Linked DNA regions of Homo sapiens: region 1 is linked to region 2. Evidence: chromatin contacts called from ENCODE Hi-C data. All regions are on one chromosome and are shown on one strand. The core of a region is the stretch at or near the end of the contact, and the rest is flanking DNA. Distances in the headings are between cores, read along the strand shown.

The links. Hi-C counts contacts between places; a loop is a spot of excess contacts on that map. Pooled maps may share reads with other maps.
Region 1: a loop to region 2 is called in a pooled map, with 9 times the contacts of the local background. The contact joins the promoter of KPNA5 here to the promoter of TUBE1 in region 2. A Hi-C loop is called at or near these places in 5 of 50 pooled maps.

The regions. Positions count from the first base shown.
Region 1 is chr6:116,679,323-116,686,533 of GRCh38, reverse strand. It overlaps KPNA5 (karyopherin subunit alpha 5), which reads right to left and starts at 5,323. Exons shown (of 14, transcript NM_001366306.2): 1 at 5,196-5,323. The coding sequence starts at 5,199. RefSeq lists enhancers at 3,761-4,742, 4,743-5,726.
Region 2 is chr6:112,083,812-112,091,337 of GRCh38, reverse strand. It overlaps TUBE1 (tubulin epsilon 1), which reads left to right and starts at 3,856. Exons shown (of 12, transcript NM_016262.5): 1 at 3,856-3,928; 2 at 4,032-4,105; 3 at 4,730-4,782; 4 at 7,092-7,149. The coding sequence starts at 3,904. It overlaps FAM229B (family with sequence similarity 229 member B), which reads right to left and starts at 3,747. Exons shown (of 4, transcript NM_001033564.3): 1 at 3,618-3,747. RefSeq lists enhancers at 3,687-3,876, 3,611-4,142, 4,277-4,326.

The sequences.
Region 1 (7,211 bases), core at 4,074-6,573, 4.6 Mb before region 2:
ACAGCAAAAGAATCTGTCAACAGAGTAAAAGACAACCTACAGAATGGGAGAAAATTGTTGCAAACTATGCATCTGATAAAGGTCTAATATCCAGCATCTATAAGAAACTTAAACAAATTTACAAGAAAAATACAAACAACCCCATTAAAAAGTGAGCAAAGGACATGAACAGACACTTTTCAAAGGACATACATGCAGCCAAGAAGCATATGAAAAAAAGGTTAACATCACTGATCATTAGAGAAATGCAAATCAAAACCAGAATAAAATACCATCTCACACCAGTCAGAATGGCTATTATTAAAAGGTCAAAATGAGCCAGGTATGGTGGCTCACACCTGTAATCCCAGCACTTCGGGAGGCAGAGGCGGGAGGCAGAGCCAGGAGGATTGCTTGAGCTCAGGAGTTCAAGACCAGCCTGGGCCACACAATGAGACCCTGTCTCAACAAAATATCAAAACATTACCCAGGCATGGTGGCACGTGACTATAGTCTCAGCTACTCAGAAGGCTGAGGTGGAAGAATCACTTAAGCCCAAAGGTCAAGGCTACATTGGCCATGACCACACCACTGCACTCCAGCCCGGGCAACAGTGAGACCATGTCTCAAAAAGGAAAAGAAAAAAAGTCAAAAAACAAATGTAAATTAGTTCAATCACTGTGGAAAGCAGTGTGGCAATTCCTCAAAGAGCTAAAAATAGAACTACCATTTGGCCCAGCAATTCCATTACTGGGTGTATATCCAGAGGGATATAAATCATTCTACCATAAAAACATGTGCACACAAATGTTCAGTGCAGCAGTTTTTACAATAGGAAAGACATGGAATCAACCTAAATGCCCATCAGTAACAGACTGGATAAAGAAAATGTGGTACATAAACACCATGAAATACTATGCAGCCACAAAAAAGAATGTGATCATGTCTTCTGTGGGAACATGAATGGAGCTAGAGGACATTATCCTTAGCAAACTAATGCAGGAAAAGAAAAACAAATACCACATGTTCTTACTTATAAGTGGGAGCTAAATGAGGAGAACACATGGACACAAAGAAGGGAACAACAGACACTGGGGGCCTACCGGAGGGTGGAGGGTAGGAGGAGGGAGAGATGCAGAAAAAATAACTATTGGGTACTAGGCTTAGTACCTGGGTGACAAAATAATCTGTACAACACCCATGACACGAGTTTACCTATACAACAAGCTTGCACATGTGCCCCTGAGCCTAAAGGTAAAATAAACAACAACAACAAAACCAACAAAATAAATCCGGCTTCTTTCATTTAGCACGGTATTTGAGTCGTCCACATTGTTGGCATCTATCAACTCTCCTTTCTTATTGCTGTTATTCCACTGTAGGGACAGATCACGGTTTATCAGTTTTCCAGTTAAAGAACATCTGGGTGGTTTCTAGTTTTTGGAGGTTATGAATAAATGTGCTACAGACATTTATGTAAAGGTGTTTGTGTAAACATAAGTTTTCATTTCACTCAGTAAATATCTAGGAGTAGAACTGACGGATAATACGGCAAGTTTATGTTTCACTTTATAAGAAACTGCCAAACTTCTTTCCAAAGTGAGTATTCCATCTTGCATTCCCATCAGTAATGTATGAGAGTTCCAGTTGCTTTGCATCCTGTCTCCATTTGATGATTTAAGGGGTTTTGTCGTTGCTGTTGCTAGTCATAGCCATTCTAATAAGTGTATAGTGACTCTGGTTTTAAACATGGTAAATGTGTAGTACTTGGTGCACATGTAGGAGGCTTTGATCTGTAGATGGTTGAAAATACGGATCAGAACTCAGGACAGGGATCTGGAGTGATCATTTGCTATCATGTAGAGCTACAGAAGAAGGATGACCAAAGGAGAAATCTTGGGGACCATCATATTTTAGCAGAAAAAGGCAAGAGCAAAAGAAACCAAAAAGAAGTAGGTCAGAGAAGTAGAAGAATAAGGAAGAAATTAAGAGTCCTGCAAAGGAAAGGAGTTCAAAAGATAAAGGAATATTTAAGTTGTAGTACCACTGAAAACAGGCCACTCGGTTTATTCATTCATTGATTCATCCAGAAAATAAAAGTGCCTGTAATAATCCAAGTACCATATCAGGCATCAGATTTGGTAATTATGTCACTGGTAAAGATAGTGAGACAAATCTCACTACTGGTGGAGCTCAAGGTAGAAGGGAAGGGGCTGAGGACTTGAGAATGATTGAAAAGAAATGCATGATTAATTTACCAAAATTCCTCCTTTAAAATATTTAATAGATTCAGCAATACTATGTGCACCTACAAATAGATATCATTAGAAACTGCTCAATATGGCCGGGCGGGGTAGCTCACACCTGTAAACCTAGCACTTTAGAAGGCCAAGGAGAGTCGATCGCTTGAGGTCAGGAGTTCAAGACCGGCCTGGCCAATATAGTGAAACCCTGTCTCTACTGAAAATACAAAAATCAGCTGGGCATGCTGGTAGAAGCCTGTAATCCCAGCTACTCTGGAGGCTGAGGCAGGAGAATTGCTTGAACTCGGGAGGCAGAGGTTGCAGTGAGCCAAGATCGCTCCAGCCTGGACTCCAGCCTGGGAGACAGAGCAAGACTCTGTCAAAAAAAAAAAAAAAAAAAAAAAAAAAAAAAAAAGGCCGGGCACGGTGGCTCACGCCTGTAATCCCAGCACTTTGGGAGGCCGAGGCAGGTGGATCACAAGGTCAGGAGATCGAGACCATTTTGGCTAACACAGTGAAACCCCATCTCTATTAAAAATACAAAAAATTAGCCGGGCGTGGTGGTGGGCACCTGTAGTCCCAGCTACTCAGGAGGCTGAGGCAGGAGACCCCGGGAGGGAGACTCCTGGCATGAACCCCGGGAGGCGGAACTTGCAGTGAGCCAAGATCATGCCACTGCACTCCAGCCTGGGCCACAGAGTGAGACTCCATCTCAAAAAAAAATAATAAATAAAAGAGGGAAACCGCTCAACATAACTTTACTAATAACAATGTTTGGTATTATTCTCTATTTTATATCTATAAAAAGCTAGACTCTTGAAAGGAAAAAATTAGAGATCAGAGTTCATTACAGTGCAAACTGACCACAGTATTAGTTGTTGAATTACGCTCAATATATATAAAATATTTAAGTAAAATAAAATGCTCATGGAAATAAAACTCTTAAAGTATTTATCACCTATATATGTAGCATATTCTAGGCCACTGGCTCTAAACGTTTTCAATCACACATCCTACATTCGTAAAATACATTTGTGCATTCATCCTCAATATATTTATTTCTATACATGCATTACTATTCTAATATACTACTCTAGCATAAAATTCACAAAAAACAGAAATTTTTAAGAATGAAAGTTTTAAAAGGTAAACAAATAGAAGTTCTAATATTTTCTTACCACATCTGACTGGATCACCTTGTGCCCCACCACGCACACATACAAAGGCGCTACTTATGAGACCATTAATCCAAGCAACCACATTGTAACTGTTCAGCATAAATTTTAGCCAAATAAAATACAGCACCAACAACTCAGATATCACTTGTTCCTTTTTCTTCAATAGTACTGACTTCCGGCTTCAGATTTAACACTGCATCCATCCTCACTGCAGTTGCTTTAAAGGGGACAATAAACCAAGGGAAATTATCTCTAAAGGGGCCCCATCCAATGGGATTGTTTCGTTCACTGAAAAATAAATTTAAAGGCTGCACTTCAAAGGCTGAGGTCTCATAAAAATTAAATATTTTTATTTAGAAATGTTATTCCAGCACTTTAAAGTTACAGAATAGAGGAATTTTTTTCATTCATAAGCTTTCAACGGCTCTTAGAAAAACCATGTTTAAGTTGGGCAAATAACTGGAATCTGAACTTATGATTTTCTTTAATATCAATCGACATTATTTCTTATGCCAGTAAAGCCTTCATTTCCATGGGGCTGGGCGCCTCATTAGTGAAAGTAAAAGACTGCACAAAGCGGGGGAAGTGCCAACTAGAGAGCCCTCACAACCAAACAAGCAGTACTTAGGTCGGAGGGAGAGAGTTGCTCCTGACCTACCAAGAAAACCACTTTTGTACAGAATATGAGTCATCATTATTGGGTGTTGTAATTGAGAGATAAATCATTAGTGTTTTTGTCTTTTTTAAAAAACATGTCTAAAAAGCTCAAAAGTAAATGCCAGTGTCATATTCTTTTGTTTGTTTTTTGAGACAGAGTCTCGCTCTGTCGCCCGGGCTGGAGTGCAATGGCGCTCTCGGCTCACTGCAAGCTCCGCCGCCCGGGTTCACACCGTTCTCCTGCTTCAGCCTCCCGAGTCGCTGGGACTACAGGCGCCCACCACCATGCCAGGCTAATTTTTCCTTTTTTTGTATTTTTGGTATTTTTTTTGTATTTATTATTTTGTATTTTATTTTGTATTTTTTGTATTTTTGGTAGAGACGAGGTTTCACCGTGTTAGCCAGGATGGTCTCGATCTCCTGACCTCGTGATCCGCCCGCCTCCGCCTCCCAAAGTGCTGGGATTACAGGCGTGAGCCACCGCGCCCGCCGCCAATGTCATATTCTTTAGACATATCACTGTCATTTCACAGCTTTCAAATACTTCCATCTCCTATGTATTATCGATGAAAACCTAAGTTTTCATCTTAGAACGGAGCTGCCCGACTATTAGAAGCGTGGAACCCAGGCTTGCCTTGTCGTCGGGAATGAGCACTAGAGGCACCTGCACGCAGGTGGAGGAGGGAGGCTGGCGGATGGAGAGGGCGAGGCTAGGAGGCCCTCGGGATGGAACCTGTCTCTTCTTTGGACACTGTGGAATTTCCATAAGCTGCTGGACACAGCTGATGGGTACCAGGTATGAGTGGCAACGTTTGGCAATTCCATTAACTGAAAAGAACTACCGAGAAACGGTGAGGCGGGGCGGCGAAGATGAGACCAGCTGCCCATCACTCCAGAGGACCTGCTGAAAGAATCTGAACTCACCACGCCTTCGCGTCCGCAAGGGAAAGGTCCGGCTGCCACGCCCCCGCGACCGCTGTCGCCCTGGGGAAAACACGAGAAACACCCGGCACCGCCAGGTTCCAGAGACCTTCGCAAAGTAAGGGGTAAATAAAAACCGTGGCCCCAGGAACTAGTAGTTCCCAAAGGGACCAAAACCGAGGCTCCCCCAACCTAGCCCGTGTTCACTCCAACTTACCCATTAATGTGGCACTCTCCGATGCCCTGATTTCCCAGTCCCCAGCGGCGACGTGTGTGGCGGGTAACAGAAGGGCCGCCACTCCGCCCCTGGCGTGAAGCGTAGCGACCCAGTTCGCAATCCAAGATGGCGGCCACCTGCGCCCCTTCTCCGAGACCCCGAGGCTCGGCTCCCAGAAGCCCTTGCACTCGACGCGGCGGCGGCGGCGGCGGCGGCGGCGGCGGCGGAGGAGGAGTGGTGGCCGCACATCCTAGCAGTGGGGCGTAGAGAAAGTGCGCGCCGCCGTCCCACCCACCGAAGGAGGAGCCTGTGCCTGCGACAAGCCCTGGATTTTAGTTGCGCTTGCGGTGGCCATGCTGTAGGTACTCTGCGGCCCGTAGACCTCCGTGTGTGCAAAGGGACGACCCCTCATTCATTCATTCTTCACGCGTGCGTGCATGCATACATTCTTAAGGATATAAACTGTGTCAAGTACCATTTTAGATACATTATTGGGGCTACAACAGTGCAAAAAAGTTGGTAAAAATCGCAGCCTTGTTAAGTGTACGGAGAAGCTCACGTTTTCTTCAGCTTCATTAACTTTTATATGCTCTGCTCGTTTTATTTCAAGCTTTTTGTCATTTATAATTTTATATTCTATAACATCTGCGGTTTTTTGTTTTTGTTTTTCTGTTTTTGGGGGGTTTTTTTTGAGACGGAGTCTGGCGCTGTCACCAGGCTGGAGTGCAGTGATGCGATCTCGGCTCACTGCAACCTCCGCCTCCCAGGTTCAAGCGATTCTCCTGCCTCAGCCTCCCAAGTAGCTGGGACTACAGGCATGCGCCACCACGCCCAGCTAATTTTTGTATTTTTAGTAGAGACCAGGTTTCACCGTGTTGGCCAGGATGGTCTTGATCTCTTGACCTCCTGATCCGCCCGCCTCAGCCTCCCAAAGTGTTGGGATTACAGGCATGAGCCACCACACCCAGCCACATGAGTGTATTTTTGACAGCAATGTAGTCACCAATAAACGAGTAACTTCAGTTAAAGTACTGTAGATTATAATACACAGCCCTGTAATCTACCCTGGAGTTCAACAAACGGTATTGAAAACAGACTGTGTTCCAGATGCAATAGGAAGAGAATAAATAAGATAAACAATACATAAATCCTGCCCAGAAGACGTTTGCAATTTTTTAAGAGGAAAAACATGAAGACAAATTGTTTTAAGATGTTTGCTATTTTCAATAGTTGAAAAATAAACAGGAGAGAAGGGATTATTTAACTGTGGGTATGTAGGGCTGAGAAAGGCACGCTTGACAAAGGAAACCTGGGCAGTGTTACCAGAAAGCGTTGCCAATCATGAGTCCATATAGTGAAGTGAAAGCAAGTTTATTAAAGAAGTAAAGAAACAAAAGAATGGCTACTCCATAGGCAGAGCAGTGGCTTGGGCTGCTGGACTGAGTATATAGTTTTTTTGTGTGTTGTTTGTTTGTTTTGACACGGAGTCTTGCTCTGTCGCCCAGGCTGGAGTGCAGTGGCGCCATCTCGGCTCACTGCAAGCTCCGCCTCCCGGGTTCACGCCATTCTCCTGCCTCAGCCTCCCGAGTAGCTGGAAATTTATTGTATTTTTAGTAGAGACAGGGTTTCACCGTGTTAGCCAGGATGGTCTCAATCTACTGACCTGGTGATCCTCCTGGCTCGGCCTCCCAAAGTGCTGGGATTACAGGCGTGAGCCACCGCGCCCAGCCAGTTATTTCTTAATTATATGTTAAACAAGGGGTGGATTATTCATGAGTTTTCAAGGAAGGGGGCAGGCAATTTTTGGAACTTAGGGTTCTACCCTCTTTTAGACTGTATGACTTCTGGATGTTGCCATGGCATTTGTAAACTGTCATGGTGCTGGTGGGAGTGTCTTTTAGCATGCTAATGCATTATAATTCACGTATAATGAGAAGTGAGGATGACCAGAGGTCACTTTTGTCTTCATCTTGGTTTTGGTGGGTTTGGCCTGTCTTCTTTACGACATCCTGTTTA
Region 2 (7,526 bases), core at 2,607-5,106:
CATGCAAGGATCAGCACTCAGTTTAGGCTCATGAGGAACTCCTTAAAGATTTTCAGAGCTTTGTTTTTGCATACTCTCTAACAAATAAAGAAACAGATAAAGAAAATGTGGTATATATACACAATGGAATACTATTCAGCCTTAAAAAAGAAGAAAATGCCGTCATTTGTGACAACATGGATAAACCTGGAGGACATTATGCTAAGTGATATTAGCCAGCCACAGAAAGAGAAACACTCCACTTAGATGTGGAATCTAAAAAAGTCAAGCTCATAAAAGTAGAGAGTAGAATGGTGGTTACCAGAGGGTAGCAAAGCTGGAGGGTGGGACAGGGATAGAGATCAGAAAGATGTCCAACGGATACAATAAGTTTCAGTTAGGAGGAATAAGTTTTATAGATCTATTACATAGCATGGTGACTAGTTATTAATAATATATATTTCAGAACTGCTAAAAGAGCAGATTTTAAATGTTCTCATCACAAAAAAATTCTGAGTATGTGAAATGATGGATATGTTAATCAGATTGATTTAATCATTCCACAATGTAAATATTTATCAAAAAATCAACTGTACCCCATTAATATACACAATAATTAATCAATTTAAAATCAAACAAATCAAAAATGGACCAAATAATGGCAGATCATCAGCCTGAGTGCCAGAAGGGGGATAACATAAAGCATAGCCCCCAGACACCCCTCAATGGACATGTATCATGTACAAAAAAAAAATTGTTGTTTTACACCACTGAGATTTTGGGGTTGATTGTTACCACAGCACAACAAAGTTTATGCTGATGTATACAGACTTTGGTCCAGACTTAGGTACCGCTATAACAAAAATCTAAAATATAAGTCACCATACCTAAGTGGTCAAGCAGCAATTAACAAGGAAACTGTTGTGGAAAGCTAAAAGGATAGTGATCTATGTCACCCAGGAACAAACCTATTGGGAAAAATCTTTGGAAAACTCTGTGATAACCTAGAAGGCATGTGATTTAACTAATGAATTTAAATGTTGGGAGAAGAGGCTGGAAAACAATAACATGTCAGTTGCTACTGTTTGTCAAGTTATATGAGAAAGAGATGAGCTCAGAAATGGCGGTGTGCAAGCAAGAATAAAAACAGACCACCCACAACTCTGAATTATATTTTAATGACAACTTACAAAAGCTACAGAATAATTTTCTTCTAAAACATTTTATTCCCCTTCAGAACTTTGCAGCATGTTTTCAATGCCTTCCAGTACTGAATGTGCTATATAGATGAGTCTAAAGTACTCTAATTAATTGTTTTTTCTTCATCCCACTCCCCCGTTCATTTCATGCCTAGGTACCTAAAAAATTCTCTCTTTATTCTGAAAAGTTGAATGCCTTAATGAGGCTGCATGTCTTGGTGTTGATTTTTCTATAAATTGTCCTATAGAACATAGTGTGTATCCTTTTAATCTATGTATTTTTCTTCCTTTTTTTTTATCAAGTACATTTTTTCCTCCATTTGCTGTGGGCACATGTTAATCTTATGTTGAGCCATCTTTGTCTCCTTCATACATATTATTTTTAATAACTTTCATATCTCTGGGTTTTGCCTAGTATTGTTATTATTTTAAGACTTTCCTCTACATTATAATTTGATGTGCATCTCTCTAGTCTGCTTCTTAAATGCTTTTAAAAATTATTTCTTTAAGTCCTTTAAGGTGGATGTTGTTGTCTTCAGTTAATTTCCTTAGTTCTTTTATCTCCATTTTATTTCATTTATTCATCAAATATTTATTTACTATCTACTATATGCAAGGTACTATCCCTAGTAGTGGATAAAACAACAAGACTCAGCCCTCATAGAGCTTGAGTCTTATTATTTTAGTATCTTGTCTTTAAGTTCCTGTTTTATTGCATTCATATTCTTAAGTTCTTCTTCAGCACAAAGTAGATATGATGAATTTTCTTTTCTCCCCTCTTAGGCTAGGTTTTACCCCAAGGTCTTGTACTTTATCCATCTTTTACATCGTTCCTTCCTTCCTCTCCCCCTTCCCTCCCTCTCTCCCTTCCATCCTTGTCTTCCTTCCTTCAATTTTAGGAGTCCATAGGATTCCCAATAATTTTTTTCTTTTTCATTTTCAGCATGTGGAATTCTGTTCACTCTATTTGCTCTGTATGTTGGTCAGCTATCACTACAATAAAACTGCACCCCAAAATTTCAGTAATTTCAACCAAAAACATTTCTCTTGCTTATAATATTCTGAATAGCCCGCTGCGGTTCAACCGATCTCAACTTGGCTCACCCGGGTTTGCATATACGGAAGTTTTGGAGTGGCTGGCATGTGAGGCTCTACCTTGCTTGGCTCTTAAGCAGAACTGTCTCTCAGTCTGATTCTCTAGAGACTGAAGTTATTAATAAGATGTGTTAGGACTTTTCTTTCCTGTGTGGGGAATAATGACTGGGACTGCATGAAGGGTAGGGCTCTGCAAAGGCCAGTGTATCATCTCACCTAGCACTGATAACACACTGATACAGACCTATTCACATCACTGCCTACAAACTGGACCAAGACTTGCAAATTTTGGAAGCCCCAGACGTTGGGACTTTAGCATCAAGACCTAAAATGCCCAACTTTACCTCTACCACTGACCCCATACTCAGTAAGAAGTTAAGAATAAATCCAGCCTACAAAAATTTACTGACCGAAAGCTGCCTATTACCAAAAGATATAAAATCCATTGCAACTTTAAACCTACCGGCTACCAGAGAAATTTAATAGTAACTACTACGTGTCTTGGTGGGACAATAAAGTGTTCTAATCCATTGAATATTACAGTTCATATTAGCACATATTCATAGCACATACCATATAACTTTTTATTAAACAAAGAAGACTTCTTAGAGTTTCGTAGTTCTTCAGAATTTTTGTGGAAAATATTAATTTCATTAAAGAAGTACTTGAGTTCTTAATTAAAATCTGGTCTAATTTGATCAATAGAAGTTTACATATTTTAATGTTTGACAATTTTAAGTAGTTGGTAATTGTCATAATGCCTAACTTTTTAATCTTCTCCTGCCTATCCCATCTAAATACCCATCTAAATGCCTAGTGTTAATCTCGTGTCTTCTATCAGACTTCTACATACTCATCTACATCCTCAACCACTGAATCCTATTGCACTTATAGTCAACGCCACACAATTCTTTAAGTATTTCGCGTGTATGTCTTCAATTAGATTGTAAGCTTCTTGGAACTGGATCTATGCCTTAATTTCTTTCTAATCTTCCCAGCGAGCCTACAAGTTAATTTGGGGAGTATACAGCGTTCAACAAATACTGGTTGGGTCTGTGACCTTAGCTTTGCCATTTTTGTCAAAGCGTATAACCATCTAGTTTCAATTGTGCCCTGACATGACTATTTCTCTGGGGTTTCTCTTTGCTCAACGCCATTGTTCATTTTCTATTAGAATAAAGGGCTTGTTGAACAGAGATGCCAACGCAGCGTCCCGTGGAATCTGAATAAACGGACTGATCCACCGCCCCGGGTGTTGAGGCTGTGAACAAAAATTAAACCTCTGATAGCCCACGAACAGCTTAACGACACATATTTTAAAATACCACTCCAAAGCCTAGTTACCTGCCAGTTACCCCGGCCTCCGGAGCTGCCGATGCTCGAAGATGTTGACAAGGCAGCTAGGATATACAGTCCAGAAGCCCAGTCGCTACGGTAACGGTGACACGCAAGTGCACTTGCGCGGCCTTCTGACGGAAAACCTTAGCCTGAACCTACAGACGTGCTTAGCGACGGCAGAGGCTTGCGGCAGTAGCGTGACTTACGGCAGCTCTCTAGCAGAGCGCCGTTGCTGGGGGAATGCAGAAGCGGCCGCGGGCTAGCAAGCTCCCGGAGCCGGCGGCGCACCACCATGACCCAGTCGGTGGTCGTACAGGGTAAGCTACGCCGGGCGGGTAGAGACCTGGTCGCCGCGGAATCCAGCGGCCATGTTTCCTGCTTAATGTCCTATTCTCTTTCCTTCCTCTCCTCCGGTCGCAGTCGGCCAGTGCGGAAACCAGATCGGCTGCTGCTTCTGGGACCTGGCACTAAGGGAGCACGCCGCGGTCAACCAGGTACCCGCCCGCCGCCGCGAGCCCCCTCGCCTGTCAGCTAGGTCTTCCAGCCCATACGCAGGAAATAATCGACTTGAGCTTTCATCTGACCCGTTTAAGATGCATGGGATCTTCCCAGTAAAGAACGTACTGGTTTTTAAACATGTTGCGTCAGACACACACTAAACTAAAAGAACACTGGCCAGCGACCTTAGTCTTAACGTTTTTCCTGATTCTCAGGGTCTCCTCTTTATTGGTGTTCGTGTGCAGAACAGTGAGATTTGTATATGGGAAAGTACTTTGTAAAATAGATAACACGTGTGGTTATTGTATTCCTTAATTTAACCAGTCAGCTTTTAAAAAGATTACGAAGAATCCAGAGAACGCTCATTTGATGGACCTGTCCTACAGTCCTATGGGTGAAATCCTTTCTTTAGCACCCCCTGCTGAACTTTTTATCTGTAGATCTGGCATTTACTCTTCTAAGGAGATTGGGAAGAGTCAGGCTCCGCATTTTGTGATACTTGGTTTTTCTTATCAGAGTCTCATCCTAGCCATTACAGTATTATGTAATTAAAATTGAAAGAACTTGATTTGGGCGAGAAGCAAAACCTAAATGCTATTAACATATGTTTTTCTTTTTAGAAAGGAATTTATGATGAGGCAATAAGCAGCTTCTTTAGAAATGTGGACACCAGGTAAGATGGGATTAAAGTCTGTCACAGTGTGATACTTTAAGTTTCAGTAGCTTGGGAGAGAATTCTTCAAAGGACAATAAAAATAGCCAGCTGCGAAGTTGTGTTTTTTTGTTTCATTATTGAAAGCATATTTATTCTATTAGATTATTAATATTCTTATATCATTTTCCCGAAGAAGACAACAGATTTCCCTTTAGTGTGACTTCTTTTAACTTAACCTTGAAATAAGTTTCATTAAAAGAAAGCTGAAATTTTCCCAGAGGGCATCTTGTTAATGCATCCTGTAATAACTAACTTTTGAAAGAAAAATATATTGTTTACATATATGCTGTAAGTATAAAAATATACTTAAAAAGGTGACAAGCAGTTGTTGGATTGTTTTTGTTTATTTAATAAAGAGTATATGTAAGTACCATATATGTTTTATCTGGAAGAGTAATTTAAGTTGCCGTTTAGGATATCTCCATAAGCTTTTAATATTAAATCATTAAGTTCATGCATTTTCAAAATACTTCATAAAACTAACTGTCCTGTGCTTAAACTGAAAAATACATACTTCGTGTCAGGCTTTAATCCAATAGGAACATCAGTTCTAGTTTAAAATAGTTGGCTGGGTGTGTGAGCAGTTATCTTCAGAGAAAGCTGATTAGTCCGCGCTTCCTGGGTGAATTCCAGAGTCTATCTAGGGCACTGGCTTGCAAACTCAGAAGTGTCATTGGCATCTCGAGATGGGTTCAGTGCTCTCCAGTACAGCCAGGTTAACCAAAGACCAAATTCTCATTTTCATAGGCACATTACTTTATCTTTTGTAGGAAATCTAACTGAAAAGCTGTGTAATAATCTGAAGGTTGCTTGGTGACCATGGAATCAGACCAAAGGAAGTTAGTTACTTTAATGGCTGGTATCATTTATATTTATTTTATGGAGATATCTGTCATATAGACTATAGATTCCCTCTTATTTGTAGCCCACAATATCCTCACCTCTAAATTCTCTTAGGAGACTCAAATTTGCTTCTGTCATACTTCCTTTCCGGCGCTTCTCTTGCTAAGTTCCTACACCCACCTCTTTACTTCTTGTTACCCAACGCTTACATTGAGTATTACATAGTTGAGACTCAGCCTGGGAGCTTTTCTTTCTTCATAAGGTGACTCTTCATAACTACACTCTCATCTACTCTGTGTGTTTTATACTTTAACCTGAGAGCACTATTATTTTCCCGGTAAGTTTGGCAAACAGGGTTGTGGCATCTTGCACTTCTTTCTGTGTACTATCAACACATGCAGCATCTGTTCCACAGCTTAGTACAAAAAATATTTTTCAAAGTAAAACCATATCTTTGTGTACTATTCTTATCAAATTTTTATACCTTTTGAGTAGCATGATAGGAATTTACCTACAGCATGGGTTGGCATGCATATATTTTCTGTAAAGGACCAGGCAGTAAATATTTTAGGTTTTGTGAACCATAAAGTCTTTTGCACCACTACTTGATCTGTAGCATGATTGTGGGCATAGGTAATACATAAAGGAATGGGTGTGTCCACATTTGAATAAAATTTTATTTAGGAAAACAGGCAGCTAGTTGAATTTGGCCTGATGATTGGCTACCCTTCATATATTCCGTCTTGTGAACTGTCTTTATTGACCCATATACTGCGTTAGATTTTAGTACTTTGGCAACTTATTTCCAACGTGAAATTCTGAGAACAACCTTAGATACTCAATGGTAAATACCAGTTATATCAGTTGATGGGTGTTAACTGCAATAGAAAACTACATTAATGGTGGCTGAGGCAGTAAAGGTATTCATTTATCTCACAAATCTGCAAATCAGATGTTCTAGGTTTAAAGGAATGCCTCAAAGATCTAATACTATATATGTTCCACTGTCCATAAGTGTGTTGGCTTTTTGTACTTGTATTATTACTTCATGACTATAAAATGGCAGTCTTCTCCAGGAATCACATCCATATTCAAGTTTGAGGCAGGAAAAAGAAAGAAGATAGGCACCAACTGCATCTGGTCCTTCTTTAAAAGCTTCCCAGAATACTTCCCCTTTATCTCATTGGCTAGAACTGGATTACATGGCCAGCCCTAACTACAAAGAAAGCCAGGAAACTAAGTACCTCACTTTTTCAGCCTAATGGGAGGTAAGCAAGGAAGAAAGAGATTAGGAATAGCTGTTGTGTCTGCCTTACCTGGCCTATAAGCAGTCTTATTATATAAATGGAAGTTAACTTTATCACCTGATAGTGCTATTAGCCATGGAAGATCTTATGACCATTTCTCATTTTTTTATCTTTCAGAGTGGTTGGTGATGGTGGAAGTATTTCCAAGGGAAAAATATGTTCTTTAAAAGCACGAGTAAGATACATATGCTTGGATTCTTATATTACATGTATTTTTTAAATAACTATTCTCAGTAACTATCATGAGAATAAAACTTTAAACTTTTCAAAGTAGAAAAAAATTACTAAGCCACATTTAATATAAATATAACTAAGCAGACATTTGTGTCCACCTAACACATTAGGGGGAAAAGCCCATACTTTAAAACACTGTAGTTAGCCTGTTTTCAGGAGAAATAGTGTCTAGATAAATGATAACAAAAGGAGCATTCTTAACTCTAAGGACCTGAAATACGTACTAGTACAGTTTAATGTTTTATTTAAAGATACTGGAAGATTTATTTGCATCAAAGTTACTACCAATAAAAAACATGGAACCAGCCACATTGTAGT